Regions from separate parts of the Mus musculus genome. Here region 2 is linked to region 1. A link is a loop called in an ENCODE intact Hi-C map of the cell type or tissue named here. Cell type or tissue: left cerebral cortex. All regions are shown on one strand.

Region 1 (8,000 bases):
TATAAAGCAAAAAGAGCTGGGCCTCAGCAGGTGTAGGCCCCATTATATAGCTGTCTCATTGGATTGTTCTGCATGCATTTGAATTATTCAATACCTGTGACATGAACAATACAACATTAGGTAAAAAGTAAATCCATAATCATTATTAGCTGTTAACAAAGGCTAGGGCTTAGCAGTGGTGAGAAACATTTGAACAAAAGTAAATGACCCTGCATGTTTGACAAAAAAAAAAATCAGTTATAGTCAGAGAAATAATAGTCAACTTCCATAATACTCTTACTGAATTCTTTTTGTTGTTGGAGGTGAAGAAGAAGGGAAGGTGGAGAAGGTTTAGCAGAGAAGTGGAGAGAAGAGAGGAGATATTAAGCCATACACAGGGTTTTGTGTAATCTTTTATAATCTTCTTTGATTGTTAAATATTCAATGTTTTCCTAGGAAAACATAACTATATCTAAGATCTGCATTTTATTTGGCAGAATTCACATTACAATATATTTAAAGATTAGTTAGTTTGTTAGTTAGTTAGCTTTTCATTAGTAGATACAGTAAGACGAAAGTATATCAATATTGAAAACGAAGAAACAAAAGTTAGCAGTGGTTGCCTTTCTATACTCTATAAGAGACAGCTTTTTTTAACATCTGGAATTCTCTTTAGATATGAAATTACATGGAAAGAGAACGGCCAAAGGTAAGGTCAAAGAAACTGATTTCCCTGGGCTGCCCTGCATGTAGTGGGAACATGGTAACCTTGGCATGAGTGTGCCAGGCTCTATGAAGGATGTGCCAGTGAGAAGTCCCGGGGTAAGGGAAAGACTGATTACATTCTAAAGTGCTGAAATTTGAAATTCATCACAGAGCCTTTATTATCAGCCCCAACCCAACTACCTTGTTACCATTCTTATACTTAACTGTCTTCAAAGGATACATTTAAATCAATGACCGCTAAGAAAATAGCAGAGAATAGATGTCTTGTGCAAAGTAAAACACATCTCAAAGAATGAACCACAGAGAGTAGAGCCAAAGATGATCACGTATGTACAGAGAATACACAAGAGGAAAATGAAAGAGCAAGGCCGGAGCTTCAGAGATGGCTCAGTGGTTAAGAACGTGGATTGTTCTTCTAGAGGACCCAAGTTTGATTCCTAGTTCTCACAATGGGCAGATTACAACCACCTGTAACTCCAGCCCCAGGGATAATGCAACTCCTCTTGCCTGCTTGGACATCTCTGGCCTCTGCAACCTGTACCCCATATACATAACTAAAAACAAAATAATAAAATATTTAAAGAGCAAGCAATAAATAAATAAATAAAATAAGCAAGCAAAGGCCACACACCTTTTCTATCACCATCATCACCAAACTTGTTTGCCATGTATAAAATGTGACAGCAAGACCACCATTTCATCCAGTTGTAATAGAGGCTGGAGTGATGTAAAAATTTAAGAACGTGGGACACCTGCCAATACTGTGTGCTCAACAAACATTTACTAGTTAAGTCTTAAATCTGCGACTGATGCAGTCCCTAAAGAAGATATGAAAATATTTCAAATCAGAGCATAAATGGGTATATATTGTTCTGCAAACCCAGGGCAAGATGAAGAGTCAAGTACTAAAGCTAGGATGTAAACACCAGGATAAACTTGCCATTCCTAAACAAACGGTATCACCTATCTAACAGTGTGTCTCTAGAACAATATCCCTGCAAGAGAAACCCTGCAAGAGAATGAAGGAGACAGAGAAGGTTGCCAAAGCTCTTTTATCTTAGGACCTCTGAGTTATACACATGACGTTCACAACCCGATCAAAAATTTCTCAAAGGAAGTCCCTGAAATATCTAGCTCTACATATCATTTTAATTGTTTGACTAAGATACTGTTTTTATTACTAGGTATTCGGGACAAGGTTAAATTACATGCAATCGACTCAATGTAACAAACTGAAAAAGTAAAATACCATTTTAGGAAGAATTTACACAAAAGTAAACAGATGCTTCAAAGTTTCTCCTGTCCAGGAAATTTGATACTCTAGAATAACTCATTCCCTGAAAGTATCAGAAAATTTAATTTTAGTTGTTGTTTTCTGTTCTTTACTGGCTCATTATTCTATTAAACAGAAAACAACTGTGAAATTTTTTCCAGCTGTTTATTCTTTCACCAGCTTTGTGCCTTTGTTTTTCCTTTAGCCATGGTGCCAACAATCACTGACTGTGTAGGGTGGTGGGCTAAGCACTGGGCACTGTGTACTAAGGTGTGCTGAACTCGGGTAAGGGGGAGGGCTGTGTTTTAACAGAACATGATAGTGCATATGCTAATACCAGCTGTGTCCCAACTTATTACAGAAAGAAAGTTTGAGAATATTCAAAACACTAATGCATATGTCCAAAGAACTTACAAACCAAGTCTAGGATTCTGAGACAAGATGGTCCTGATCTTTTCAGACATCCCAGGACTAGAACATGATGACATAATGGTGAAGATTTCAGGAAAGGGTATAATCACTGTGTGTGTATGTGTGTGTGTGTGAGAGAGAGAGAGAGAGAGGGAGAGAGAGAGAGCAAAAGGAAGGGAATGATGAATTTTTGGCAGATATGAAGATTGCTGATAATGAGAACACTGTAGAATCAGGCAGAACAGAGTTGACTCTGGATAGTTTTGCAGTCATCTGGGTAAGCAGATCATGTAATCTTGAAGCTCTTGAAATTTTCATTCACTGCTAGGAAGGGAAGCGGCAGCTATGTAGGATAGAGGCATTCCTTTGAGAGGAAGGAGTAGTCTCCTCTCCATTTGATTTTTTTTTCCAAGTAAACAAGAAACACACTTCAGGACAATTTTCAGATAATTTAGATCTCCTTTGCCATGTGCCAGACATCACACTATAGAGCGAGGATGTCACAATGCTAATTGGATAAACGTTTCTGCTACAGCAGCTGGGAATTATAGACTAGCACAATTAAAGCTATGGTGGTCAGCTTCACCTGAGCATAACATCATTGTTCACAATGTCTAAGAGATACTTCTGCTACTTCTGTACTTATTTTAAGGTGTTAAAAAAAAGGTACATTTATTTCTTTATTTATTATTTGTTATTTTTTATTTTTACTGATATTGCTTTGGATAAAGTTAAAGGAGCATACATTTGAAGAAATGTGGGAATCTATGGCTAAAACCTGCCAAGTCAATCATTAACATGTAGAACAATTACCTCATGGCTGGGCTGAAGTAACTGCTCAGATTAAGCACTTGTCACAACAGCTTGAGTATACCTTCTTAAGTTCAAATCCCCAGAACCCATGTAAAATTTGGGCAGAGTTGTGCACATCTGTAATCCTGGTGCACCTACAGTGAGATGGGAAGAGCAGGCAGCTGATTTCCTGGAAGCTCTCAGGTCAACCAACACATCTATGCAGTGGTAAACACCACAGCCACCCCTGGGCGGGGGTTGGGGAGACACAGCATCTCAAATGGGCAAAACAGATGAAACAGACTGACATTTCACTTATGTGCCTGTGTGTGAGCACAAAACACTCCATCGTGAACTTCTCAATGCTGTTAGGAATTGTACTTAGAACATTCTTAGGTCCCAGGAGTTGAAGGATAGATTGCCCAATGCCAGTGTGACTATTCTTTCCACAAACCTGCACACCTGAGAAACACACACACACACACTAATTCCTTTTGGGTTCTCTGAACCTAACTGAATCTGCACTTCACAGCAAGCTGTGTGCATCATGCTGCAGATGCTGAAAGGACTTTCAAAAAAGCAAACACTTTTCTTTCCTCTGCCATAGTATGAGATGGTTCAGAGGCATCTCCACGCCTTTGCAGGCCAGAAAGTTTAAGGCAGTTACCTCAAAAGTCAAGAAAACATCGACTGATAATAGGTTGCCCCATGTAGAGGTTTCCCACCAGAAGGAAAATCAAAGAGAAGAGAAAGAAAGACAGAATGAGACTAAACTGCTGAGTTGGCTTTGGCCATGGAAGCCATTAACCACGTTGAATTAGTAAGCACTTCCAGAGCCACACTGGCCCTGTTAAAGCTTTAAGGGCCACACGCCAAAGTGAAAATTAAATAAAGCAACAAAAAGACTGAGCCCAAATGAATTTGGTTTTATTTTTATTGCAGAGTGAAGCTCCACACTATAAAACAACCACAGAAGGACTTTGCCAAGTGGTAGTTTCCCAGAATGCATTAAACTCTCAGGCCTCTGCCACTGCCCCCACTAACAATGCTTGCTAGCACGTCACAAAATGACTTCTGTTGTAACTTTTACAAAAAAAAAAAAATTTGGTGAAAATTTCATCAAGCACTGTAAAGTTTTTCACATCAATTTTAGTATAGGCTGGTAGACAACAGCTTGAAATTCTGCAGCAATAAAGGTGTTGAAATGCCTGCTATAATCAAAAAACTCTGATTCCAGTTTTAATCACCTTCTTCCCCTGCCAATACCACTACGTATTTTCATATTATATGAAAGTGACATCTGGGCTCCGGATTCAGCAAAAGAGAAAGGATTTTTGCCTTGTGGAGACCAGTGCTATTTCAAGTACTGGGGTGACTGCAGACCTTTCCCAGTTTGTTGGATGCTAACAGGAGGTGCTTAGCACAAACAGGTTAGATCTGAGCAGCTTAGCTCTGACACTACACAGGTTCAAGTCCTGACATTTAAGTTATATTAACAGTATTTTCTTACTATAAAAAGAACTCAATTGATTTGAGGTTGTGATAATGCTGGAGTTTGAAGCGCCTTGTTTGGCTTGCTTTATATCAGCCATCATGACATCATCTTTTCTGCTTCTTCACATACATTCTTGAACTCAAACCAAACAGAAAGTGAACGCAACTACTTCATCAAATGCAAACAGTAAAATAGCTCCTAATTTGTATGCAAAAAAAGACTTCTCAAATCTCTCAAGCTGTTAGTTCGCTGGTTTACAGTGACTTTATAAAGTGAATTTTCTTCCTTGTCTTCTTCTTCTTTTTTTTTTTTAAATAACAAGTAGAAAAGGCAAAGTACAAAATTACATTTAAAAGGCTTCTATTTATAAAAGATGGGAAAATGCAATGCTACTTTTCAACACTTAGCTTAACTTGAAGGTGGAATAGGGGTATGCCTTCGATTATAAATATCAAGAGGGTATGAAAATCAATATTATATGTGTATGAAATGAGACCGAAGGTGTCAGAGGAACAGTAGCAGTACAATACCCAGATAAACTGGGTTTTGATGTTCATGTGGCTACTGAAAATGGGCACTGGGGGCATTCTACTTAGTACTGTACCAAAACGACTTAACAACTCTGGGATCTCACTCTGGTCTCACCTTGGCTCCCACAACCTTGCACTCTCTGTAAAGAGAATTCAAACACACAGAGCAAACTGTAGGGGATAGGTGGTGGAGTGTTAATGCAGACTCAATGCAGACTCCCAAGGCTGAGAGCAGTCACCTTCCAAAGAAACCATTTCTCCAACTTACATGCTAAATGGGCTTTGTGCTATTTCCTAAAGTCCCCAGAACCAGCTTTCATAATAGGGCATTTTCCTGCCTATGTGCCAAGAGAATATCTTGTGTGTTGTATTGTGTATTGTGCATCACTGGTTGATTTAAAAGCCTATCGGCTATGTTTTAGGCAGGAATTGGGAAGTGGAACATATGGAAAGCAGAAAGGATTCTGGAATAGAGCCAGCTGGGAGATCTACAAGGACAGGTGTGAGGAGACAGACACATAGTACCTGAGCACAAGTAACCAGCCACAAGGCAGAATATGGATTAAAATGAATGAGTTATCTGAAGTTATGATTCTAGTCAGAGAAGAGCTGAATATGGCCAAGGTGTTTGTAAATATATTTTGAGCCCAAGTGTTATTTCTGGGAGCATGGAACTGGTAGAAAGAAGCCCACTTAACTTCCACACCCAGGTGATTGGCAAGCCCATTTTGATTAACAGAGAAGGGGCACTGGTATGACTTTCTTTCATGTGACATCTTTCTTTCTTTCATATCCTGGACTGCTCATCAATTTTATAACTTTGGGTTGTCCCCGATGTTATGTTTCCACTTGGAGCCAGAGATCTCGATCGTATGAGCAGTGAGCACATAACAGAGCAGACCAAACATAATTAAAGAAAGAATAAAAAATGTTCTCTAAAATTATCCATGCTTTACCAGGAGGAAATAGCCTCCCTGCTATGAAGCCCACCTTCCTCCTACACCTTGTCTGCAGCTATCTTTCGTGTGGCACTCTAAATTTAAGCCAAGATTGACTGCGTAGCTACTTCTTCTTTTACATATCACTATTTTTCCCCCAAAATTAGTCTGAGATACACAGGATGTGGGAGCAAAGCTGAGTTCCAAGGATACACAGAGCAAACACCTGCCTACAGATACTTATAAAAGAGAACCTCTGGGTATCCTGGGGACAAAGAACTCTGCCAATTCCCAGAGTCTTCCACCCACGACTCAAAAACACCCACAAGACACTTCCCTTTTGGAAAATACTTGTTTCTGAAATAGACAGAGGTCACCTCATTCTCCTATAACAAGATAAATCCTCCGTATTTTACTGCAACACTGTTACTTATGGTGAACATGAAAATCACTATGCTTCTTGGTTAGAAGAAGATAGGCAACTATTATTTATTTGTGTAATATAATACTATAGTCTAGCTATAAGGAGTGAAATAAACCTCTGGCAGAAAAAATAAAGCAATAGTTTTATTTGTTTATAGTTATGACAAATCATTTGAGTAAAGAAGATGGAACAAGATCGAAGCTCCAGGCATGTATTTGTGAAGCATGTGCATTTTCAAGGAGACATCACATTTGTGCTCTCTGTAGGAGATAATACAAAACCCTGAGGTTAGGGTTGACTTGGAAGATGCTGTCTGAAAGACTGAGTGTAGGAAGGGCATTGGGGTGTGTGCACTGATTTTTATTCTAAATCATTAGAAAGCATTTGCTTCTTTCATCCTGAAGTTCATGAATGTTAGCCCTAATGTTTTTCTAATTTCCTTTACTTTTGCATAATTTAAATAATTAATAATATATTTTTATGAAGTCTATTCTATTTCTGAATTATCATAGTGCTGAAATTAAAGAAATCAAATTAGGTTTTTGTAGAGATGGCTCAGCCATAGCTGCTCTTCCAGAGGACCTGGGTTCAATTCTCAGCAATCACATGGGAAACCACACCTGTCTGGAACCCATTTGCACAGGCTCTGATACCCTCATAGACATACATGCAGACAAAATACCAATGCACACAAAATAAAGAAAAGATAAAAAGATTAAGCATTGAAATTATTACAAAAAGAAAAAAAAGAGAAAGAGAGAAAGAAAGAAAGAGAGAGAGAGAGAGAAAGAAAGAAAGAAGGAAAGAAAGAAAGAAAGAAAGAAAGAAAGAAAGAAAGAAAGAAAGAAAGAAAGAAAGAAAGAAAAAGGAAGGAAGGAAGGAAGGAAGGAAGAAAGGAAGGAAGGAAGGAAGGAAGGAAGGAAGGAAGGAAGGAAGGAAGGAAGGAAGAAGCTAGGACTGGAGAGATGACTAACTGGTTAAGAGCTCTGACTGCTCTTCCAGAGGTCCTGAGTTCAAATTCCAGCAACCACAGGATGGCTCCCAATCATCTGTAATGTGATCCAATGCCTTCTTATGGTGTGTCTGAAAAAAAAAAAAAAAAAAAAACAGAATACTCACATACATTAAATAAATAAATAAATAAATAAATCTTTAAAAAGGAAAGAAAGGAGGAAAGGAAGGAAGGAAAGAAGGAAGGAAGGAAGGAAGGAAGGAAGGAAGGAAGGAAGGAAGGAAGGAAGGAAGGAATTGAATATATTGGAGCATTTGTCCTTGTGGTATGTTGGGAAATCTTTTGAGTATGTGCCCAAGAGAGGTATAGCTGGGTCTTCAGGTAGAACTATTTCCAGTTTTCTGAGGAACGACCAGATTGATTTCCAGAATGGTTGTATCAGTTTGCAATCCCACCAGTAATGGAGGAATGTTCCTCTTT
Region 2 (8,000 bases), 310 kb before region 1:
CCTCAAAGTAGATGAAATTATTCATCCCAAGACCTATAGAGGATGATCAGCCAGAATGTATCCTATAGAGGATTGTCAGCAATACTACAAAGTAATGAAAAATGGCAGAAATTCAATATTAGAAGATAGAAAGGGAACACTGCTGATTTATTATTTTCCCAACAACCTTGTTTGTATTAATTATTCTCTGTTCAAGTTACTATGTAATAAGTCTAAAGTCCCTTGAAACACAGCTGCTAACTAACATCTAACCATCCTATTTTGGCATTAGGGCCACAAATGGTCTAATTTTAAACTCTCTTTTTGTCTTAATATATGTCCTCCACCGTTGAACCATCCTTAATGTAAAAAGTCAGACACGAGAGCAATGCCCTTGTGAATAATGTTTTTGAGAAGGGTGAGGAGTAGTTCTCTCTCCACATTTTATTTAAATTTTTCTGAGCAAGTAAGTTCATATATATCTTTTTAAATGCAGTGAATATTTAGTGATTTTTTTTCATATTTGTGAAACAAAATTTGATTATATAACCTACATATCTAAAGAAGTAATGTTGACTAATTGAGACAAAAACTTACTGGAGTTCACAGTGGAAAGAAGGTAAACAATTATTTGAAATTATGACATGATTAGTATTCAGTATCTCTGGAAAATTTGCTCTAAGATCCCTATCAATGCTGAAAAAACTCAGATTCTCAAGCCTCCAATGTAAAATTGCATATTTGCATATAACCTATGTATGCCTTCTGACATGTTCAACAACTGTATCTAGATGGCTTACAGCAACATGCATATTATGACTATGGAAACAGTTGTATACTACTTTGGAAATGATAGTGTGAATATTGTCTATACATGTTCTTAGAAATGTAATTTTTCCCAAATAATTTTGTCGGTCACTTTGCAGGACTCATGCATGAGAGACCTATGGATCCATATGGAAGGCTAGCTATATGGCATATGTGTGTGGAAGAAATGGCTTTAGTTGTCTCTACAGTAAAGGGAAAGACTTTATCCAAGGCTTATAGGAAGACGGTACTTATGGGTGAGGAAAATCTTGCCAAAGAAAATATTATTTGAGTCACAAAATAGAAGTTAGTAAGATGAAGAAGTTGTCCTAGTTTGTTTTATTTTGCTGTTATTAAATACCATGATGAAAATCAACTTAAGGAAGAAAACGTTTATTTTCCTTACATATCCCAATTTCAGCCCACCATTGAGGTAGGCAAATCAGGCACTGTAGCAGGGCAGGAACTTGGAGACAGGACCTGAAACATACAGCATGGATGAATACTTCTAACTGGCTTGTTTCCAAACTCACATTTACCTCCTCTTCTTAGGCTTCCCAGTACTACTTGCCCAGGTATGGTTCCACCCACATTGAGCTGGGTCCTCCCACATCAATCATTAGTCAAGAAAATGCCCTCCGGGTTTTCCCATAGGAACTTCTGATAAAGGTGTTTTCTCAAGTGAAGTTCCTTCTTCCCAGACAAGTTGGCAAAAACACTAACCAGCATAGAAAAGAAGGAAGAGCAAACAACAACAAATCAAGAGCTGTACCTTAGAGCCACCAACTATCTTTAGGTAAAGGAAATAATAAAGTAGTCTTGTGAGTTATGGGAAATTAAAGATGAATAACAGGTTTGTACAAAAAGCTTGGGAACTGATGGAAGAGAAGAATACTATCAGGGAAGCCTTGAGAATGTATTAAAGAGCTTGAAGCATGGTAATGGCACAATCAAATAGTCTAGTTTTAGAAAGATTATTCTTACTATAGTATTGAGAGTGACTAAATATAGGGATAACCATAGTTATAGTCTGGACAAAGTCTATTCACTTGTGCTAAGGGATAGTCTTGGGAGACATAAGAAATAGAATCAGTGACCCTTGGTGACTCATCCACAGCAAAGATCCATGCTGAAATGAGAGTCAGGTTGTGCTGAGTCTTCTTGTATGATTCCTAGATTCTGGCATGGTTATCTGTGTTGATGGTGTTGGAAACAGTGGCTATTAGGGTCAGTTTAGGCTTATAGAGCAAGATGCTGATGTGAAGAAGTAGCATAAGTCACCTAACATATGGCTGACACTAGAAATCCTGGGGTTATGAATTAGCATGGAATTGTTGAGACTGGATATTCAGGGAATCTCAAAGTAACAGTGAAATAATCTGTCATGGAACTCTCTTTGGCAGAGTGCTACTTTTGTATGGTTCCAAAAGTCTTGATGTTAAGGACTTTTGTTAGAGCCTATATGTGACAACCTCCATATAGACTGTATGGCAGTCTGTCTGTGTGTCTGTGACTACTTGCTTGTATTTCATGTGTACTGACATGTGTCTGGTTGCCTGCTGACATCTGCCTGCACAGTGGTCCTTGTAGTAGGCTGCCTCCAGAGTGAATAAATGTTTTATCAGTCTAGAACTACTTTAATTCTATTCAACCTTCTGACTTCCAATGAGTTTCATTTACTAACATGGGAGCATAGACCTCACAGATAGTAATACTGCTCTCTCCATATATGGCAAGCATAGGTTTCCCATATTGGACATTAAATTCAATTTTGCACAAGCTGATGTGAATGTAATAGCATATGTGCAAAAGAAATAATGACTACGTTTACAAACATACAGGCTTAAAGCCAGGCAAGATTTTGATCATGTGGGAAATATCAATATCTATTTTCTTGTTGATGCAACAGGAATTATTAAACACAGTAAGAGAACTAGAATGATACCTAAGCCTGTTATTTAAGAAACCAGTAATATCTTTGGCACCTAAAAAGATACTGTAAAGGAGCAACCATAACCACATGAAGAAATCCAGGTAAGAATGTTGCCCTGGAAAGTCTAAGAACACACAGTGATAAACTGTGTAAAACATTGCCAGTCGCCAAAGCTATGAACACTACACAGTATATTTATCAAAAAGGATGCTAGTGGCAAGTACTATGAGAAATCTGGGACGTCAGAAATGAAATCGGCAGGTATTATGTCTTTTACTAAATTTTTTCTGTGAAAAGGAGAGATAAAAATCAAACACGTAGAAAAAAGAAAATGAGATACAAGGAATATTACATTTCTGAAAAAGAAGAAACTCGATAAGTCTGATAGAGCGCATGCAGGGGAGAAAATAAACTTATAAATCTACAATTATAGGGAAAGGTAAGATCATCAATGTCCCTAACAAAATAAAATAAGATCCACAGATATAATGAAAAGATTGACTGGACCAGAACAACCCAGGGTTTACAGCTGGAACAAGACAGAGGGAAGAATGGGGAGAGGTGGAGAGGTGGAGTGGAGCTTGGGGCCTTAATGCCAGGAGCTGAGTGGTCCCAACCAGACAGTAATGGTGCTGGTAGATAACGGTGCACAAGGAGGAGAGGAGAGTGAATTCAGCGATGGCTGGAAAACATAAAAGACAAGAACAAGGGGTTTCCAAAATACTCAACAAAAACTTGGAAAACTGAGTTGGAAAGCAGAAGCAGGAGGTGTGGCCCCCAGCTGCTTTAATTTCATATTCCATTAAGTTCTCAAGGTCAGTGAAAGAAAGTACAGGCTCTGAGCATAAGGACTGGCTTGGTGGAACAGCACATGGGAGGTAGACAGTGGGTTTGAGGGAAAGAGCTCAGAAGGCAGTGTTTTGTGTGGTTCATTTTCCACACAGCTATGTTGGCTATAACTGTTGAAAGCATTGAATGTTGGGAGAGATGAGCAATACCCTGTAAGTGGCCAGGGATCAAGGAGTTGGAAAAAGGGTGTCAGCTGACTCTCAGGAACAGCAGGTCACTGATGGCACTTGAGAGAACACTTAGAGCACTGAACTGTGTCACCTTCTGCTATGTTTGTGAGGAGGTTCTCACCCAGTTGAGCGGGGGACTTTGTGTGTTTGTAGGAAATAGTGAGGCATCTAATGGCTGAAAGAATGTCTATGGAAAGAAATAGACAGAATCTGTGTGGTCCTGAAATTCATGGTCTGAGCTCCTGGGAGAAGCTGATTACCAGATGCATACTAATAGCAGAGTCCCAGAAGGAAGGTCATTTTGAAAAGATGGGTCGCTTTAACGATGCAAATAAAATTGTATTTTTATCTACAGCCTTGAGTTTTCAGTTTCAATCAGTTCAAATTAATCTACGCTAGTCTGCATGTATAATGGACTTAAACTGCTTGTGTTTAAACTCACAACAAAAGCATCGACTTTACATTAGGAAGCATGAAGCGAAGAAACACTGACACGGGGGATGTATGTTGAAAATGTTTCCACAGCCTATATAAACATTAACCTGACACCATTTTCCAGCCATTTGGAAAAAGCCAATTATTTCCTCCTCTTTCAAAAAAAAATTAAAAGTCCAATGTGGAGACTATTTTGAAATCTGCCTTTGCCTTTTCCAAACTAAGCTAAGTACTGCAAATAAAGCTGGATCTTTTCAGCTTTTTAAAGAATTTTGTCACTTTCCTCCTTGCTGCTGGATGTGCTAAAATGCAAGGCAGAATTCTTTTGTGCCTCTAAGGAAAACTCTGGTGCTAATCTCAGGAGAACTGTGAAATTTTTACATTTGCTCAGTGCGAGGTAAAGACTTTTACCCATTTCTTCATGCTCCTTTCCTTTCCTTTCCTTTCCTTCCCTTTCCTTTCCTTTCCTTTCCTTTCCTTTCCTTTCCTTTCCTTTCCTTTCCTTTCCTTTCCTTCCCTTCCCTTCCCTTCCCTTCCCTTCCCTTCCCTTCCCTTCCCTTCCCTTCCCTTCCCTTTCCTTTCCTTTCCTTCCCTTCCCTTCCCTTCCCTTCCCTTCCCTTCCCTTCCCTTCCCTTCCCTTCCCTTCCCTTCCCTTCCCTTCCCTTCCCTTCCCTTCCCTTCCCTTCCCTTCCCTTTCCTTTCCATTCTTTCCTCTTCTTTTTAAATTTCCTTCTTTCTTCCTTTCTTCCTTTCCTTCTTTCTTCCTTCCTTCCTTCCTTTCTTTCTTTTCTTTCTTTCTTTCTTTCTTTCTTTCTTTCTTTCTTCCTTTCTTTCTTTCTTTCTTCCTTTCTGGGTTTATCCCATGAAAACTCATTAACTGGAGTATCATGAGAATATGAGTTTTCACTTACAGCTTTTTTTTTTTTTTGGTTTATATTTTGCAAATTCTTAACATATAAACACTCTAATTCTGACTCCAACTGAACTTACTAAATGTTGAGAGTGTTGTCATGATACTGTTGCTTCAAGGCTTGACTCTACAGCAGAAAAACTGCCTTACAAATTCACAATTCCCTTTTCAGCCTGCAAAAAAAATGCATCCTCGTGGAAGATATGTATTTTCCTTCATTTTGGAAGTTAATGTCATGGTGTCGATATATAAATAGTATGAATTTTCTGCAGATTATATAAGGACTTCTTGGTGTTTCATATTAAAACGTTTTCCAGGCTTTCTAACTTCCAGAAATGTACCCAGTGAATTTCAGAATTGCTTGTAGAGAGTTGGCAGTATAGATTTGTCAGGAGCTATAAGCACTAATAAAAATAGAGCTGCTAAAGGCTGCCAGTCTCCAGAAGGCTTTGCCAATCACAAATATGGAGGAGTGTGGTAACATCACACTTTTCTGTGGCTCATACAGTTCGCACTTCAAGCTCTCACTTAAAGAAATGCCTCTCGCTTAAAAAGCTTTCCCAAAGGGTATGTTCTCCCAGCTCTTATTTCTCCCATCTCAAGAGCCAGAACCCTGACAAGATTCACTTGGTATTATTGTATAAACCAGCCAATTGACCCAAGTCACAAGTCAAAGCTAGATATTGTGTTACCAGAGAAAGCAGAAATAGTACAAGGATATTGTTGTGTTTGGTCTTCTCTGAACCTGATGACCAATACTTAGGAGGCATGACATCACTGAGAATGAGCCTAGAGCAAGAACAATGGTTTTATTCAAAGCAGCAAGGAGCACCGAAGTCTTTTAGAGCTTTTCATCCATCCTTCAATTTTCCTCCCCTCCACATTTGCTTGACTGGCCAACCTTTTCTCCTACTGGCAGAAACAGCTTGGGGTTTCTTTCTTCTTCAGGTGAACCTGTTCATCATATCTACTATTCTTCCTTTATACTTAACATACATTTACAGTCATGTATTCATTTACATTTATAGCCTTTCAGAGACTTTGTGAGTTTGAGCTTCACTTGCAACAGCCTCTATCTGGTAGGGTAGATGTTTCCCAGAACTTTTTAAGGAATGAAACACTCTAGTGCTTCAGCACTTGGACATCTTCTGTACTCAAGAATTAGTCTGTCCAAGCTCTCAGCCCACACCCAGGGAGGTATGCATTTAGCTACTGGTCAGCACGTGACCATGATGATGCCACCATTTTAGGGCAACTCTAGGGCCAGTGTATTTGGGAATGGCTCTGAATTGTCTTGCTGAAGCTGCATTCTACCAACTTTTCATAGGAACCAGAACCTGATTCTTTTTTTAGGTGGGGTTTGAATTTAGGAAGACATATAACTGGATTTTCATCATTAATTAATTTATTTTATTAATATAATTCACTTTGCATTAGTAAAATATTGAATTAATGCAATTCACTTTACCTTGGAATCACAGGTCCCTTCCTCCCCTCCCAGTCCCACTTTCACAACTCCCTTCCTCCTACTACCCACTCTGCTCCTCAGAGAAGGAGAGGTCCCCTATGGGTACCATCAAGGTGTAGCAGGACTAGGTACATCTTCTCCCACTGAGGCCCAACAAGGCAGTCCAGCTAGAAGGAGGGGATGAAATGGCAGGCAATAAACTCAGAGACAGCCCCTGCTCTAATTACTATGGAACCCACATGAAGACCAAGCTGCACATTTGCTTCAAATGTTTAGGGGGCCTAGGTCCAGGCTCTTTTGCTGGTTGTTCAGTCTCTGTGAGTTACAATGGGCCCAGCTTAGTTGACTCTGTAGTTGACCCTTGTGATGTCTTTGACCTCTCCATCTCCCTCAACCCTATCCCTACTCTTCCACAAGACTCCCTGAGCTCTACTTAGTGTTAAGATTTGGGTCTCTGCATCTGTTTCCATAAGCTGCTGGATTAAGCCTCTCGGGATGAAGCCTCCCTTAGTTATGCTAAGTTCCTATCTGCAAGCATGCCAGAGTATCATTAATAGTGTCAGGAGGTTGGCTCTTTTCCAGGGCATGGGTCTCATCTTGGACCATTCATTGGTTTGCCATTCCCTTTGTCTCTGATCTGTCTTCATCTTCATCTCAGATTCTATTTCCTGGGTAGCAATAAAGAGATTGATTAAACATTGATTTCTCAAATAATGGTTACAGATATTAAATGGAAATAGTATACCTCTCACTAAACAGATGATAAGATAGTGTACATTGATTGAATGGAAGGCTCTGGCAAGGGATGGTGAAGTGAGAAGCAAGCAACTCATTCAGTGCTGCAGAAAGCACAACAGTTAAATTAAGGAATTACCATATGTTTTCACCAACACTGGTTAGTTGACAAGTTACATTCTTCCTTCACTCTCAACCCCTGTCTAAGTTTATATTGTTTTTGTTTGTTTGTTTGTTTGTTTAGGTTTTACTGGTGAGGATCAAATCTAGGGACTTCTACATGCTAAGGAAGTACTACCAGTGAGTCATATTCCCAGCTAAGTATATTTTCTCAGTGTTACATTAGTCCCATGCTTAGATTCCCATTAATCATCTGAAATTAATATAGAAGACAATTTTCACTACTTCCTGTGAATATTTTAAGCACAATGAACCTTGGATAAAAGCATATAACAGTGAATATTATTAGCATCTTTTCTAATGTTGGTTCCAAAATATAATTAACAATACCATCAAGTAACAAATCATTAAGGTAATTAGTAGGTAAATTTGGCAATGGCTAGTCCATAGCTCTCATTTATAAGGTAAAACAGAAAGATAGAAGGCAATGGAAAGATTTTCAAAATATGTGCACTTGGAAATTTCCTGGTATCTTTTCTTATAGAGACTGTCTCAGATGAAGACACCCATAGAGCTAAGAGTCTAGCCAAGTCT

What was found. A loop is a pair of places that touch in the nucleus more often than their neighbours do. Peaks named below come from ENCODE experiments on the same cell type or tissue, not always from the same donor. Only the 100,000 strongest peaks of a DNase experiment are listed, where the experiment ranks them.
Region 2: it touches region 1 in a loop (15-fold over the local background); 3 of 42 quality-filtered maps call a loop at or near these places.

The regions. Positions count from the first base shown.
Region 1 is chr9:94,296,444-94,304,443 of GRCm38, forward strand. No RefSeq gene overlaps it. Among named protein-coding and RNA genes, the nearest start is that of Gm24200, 16 kb to the left of the region's middle. In left cerebral cortex, no CTCF peak of the experiment used is centred here; DNase peaks (open chromatin) are centred at 3,700, 4,149, 4,661, 5,257 and 3 more places; H3K27ac peaks cover 296 bases.
Region 2 is chr9:93,986,881-93,994,880 of GRCm38, forward strand. The region is part of intron 2 of Gm31847 (a long non-coding RNA gene); the gene reads right to left. Among named protein-coding and RNA genes, the nearest start is that of Gm39401, 11 kb to the left of the region's middle. In left cerebral cortex, no CTCF peak of the experiment used is centred here; DNase peaks (open chromatin) are centred at 4,442, 5,551 and 6,170; H3K27ac peaks cover 1,849 bases.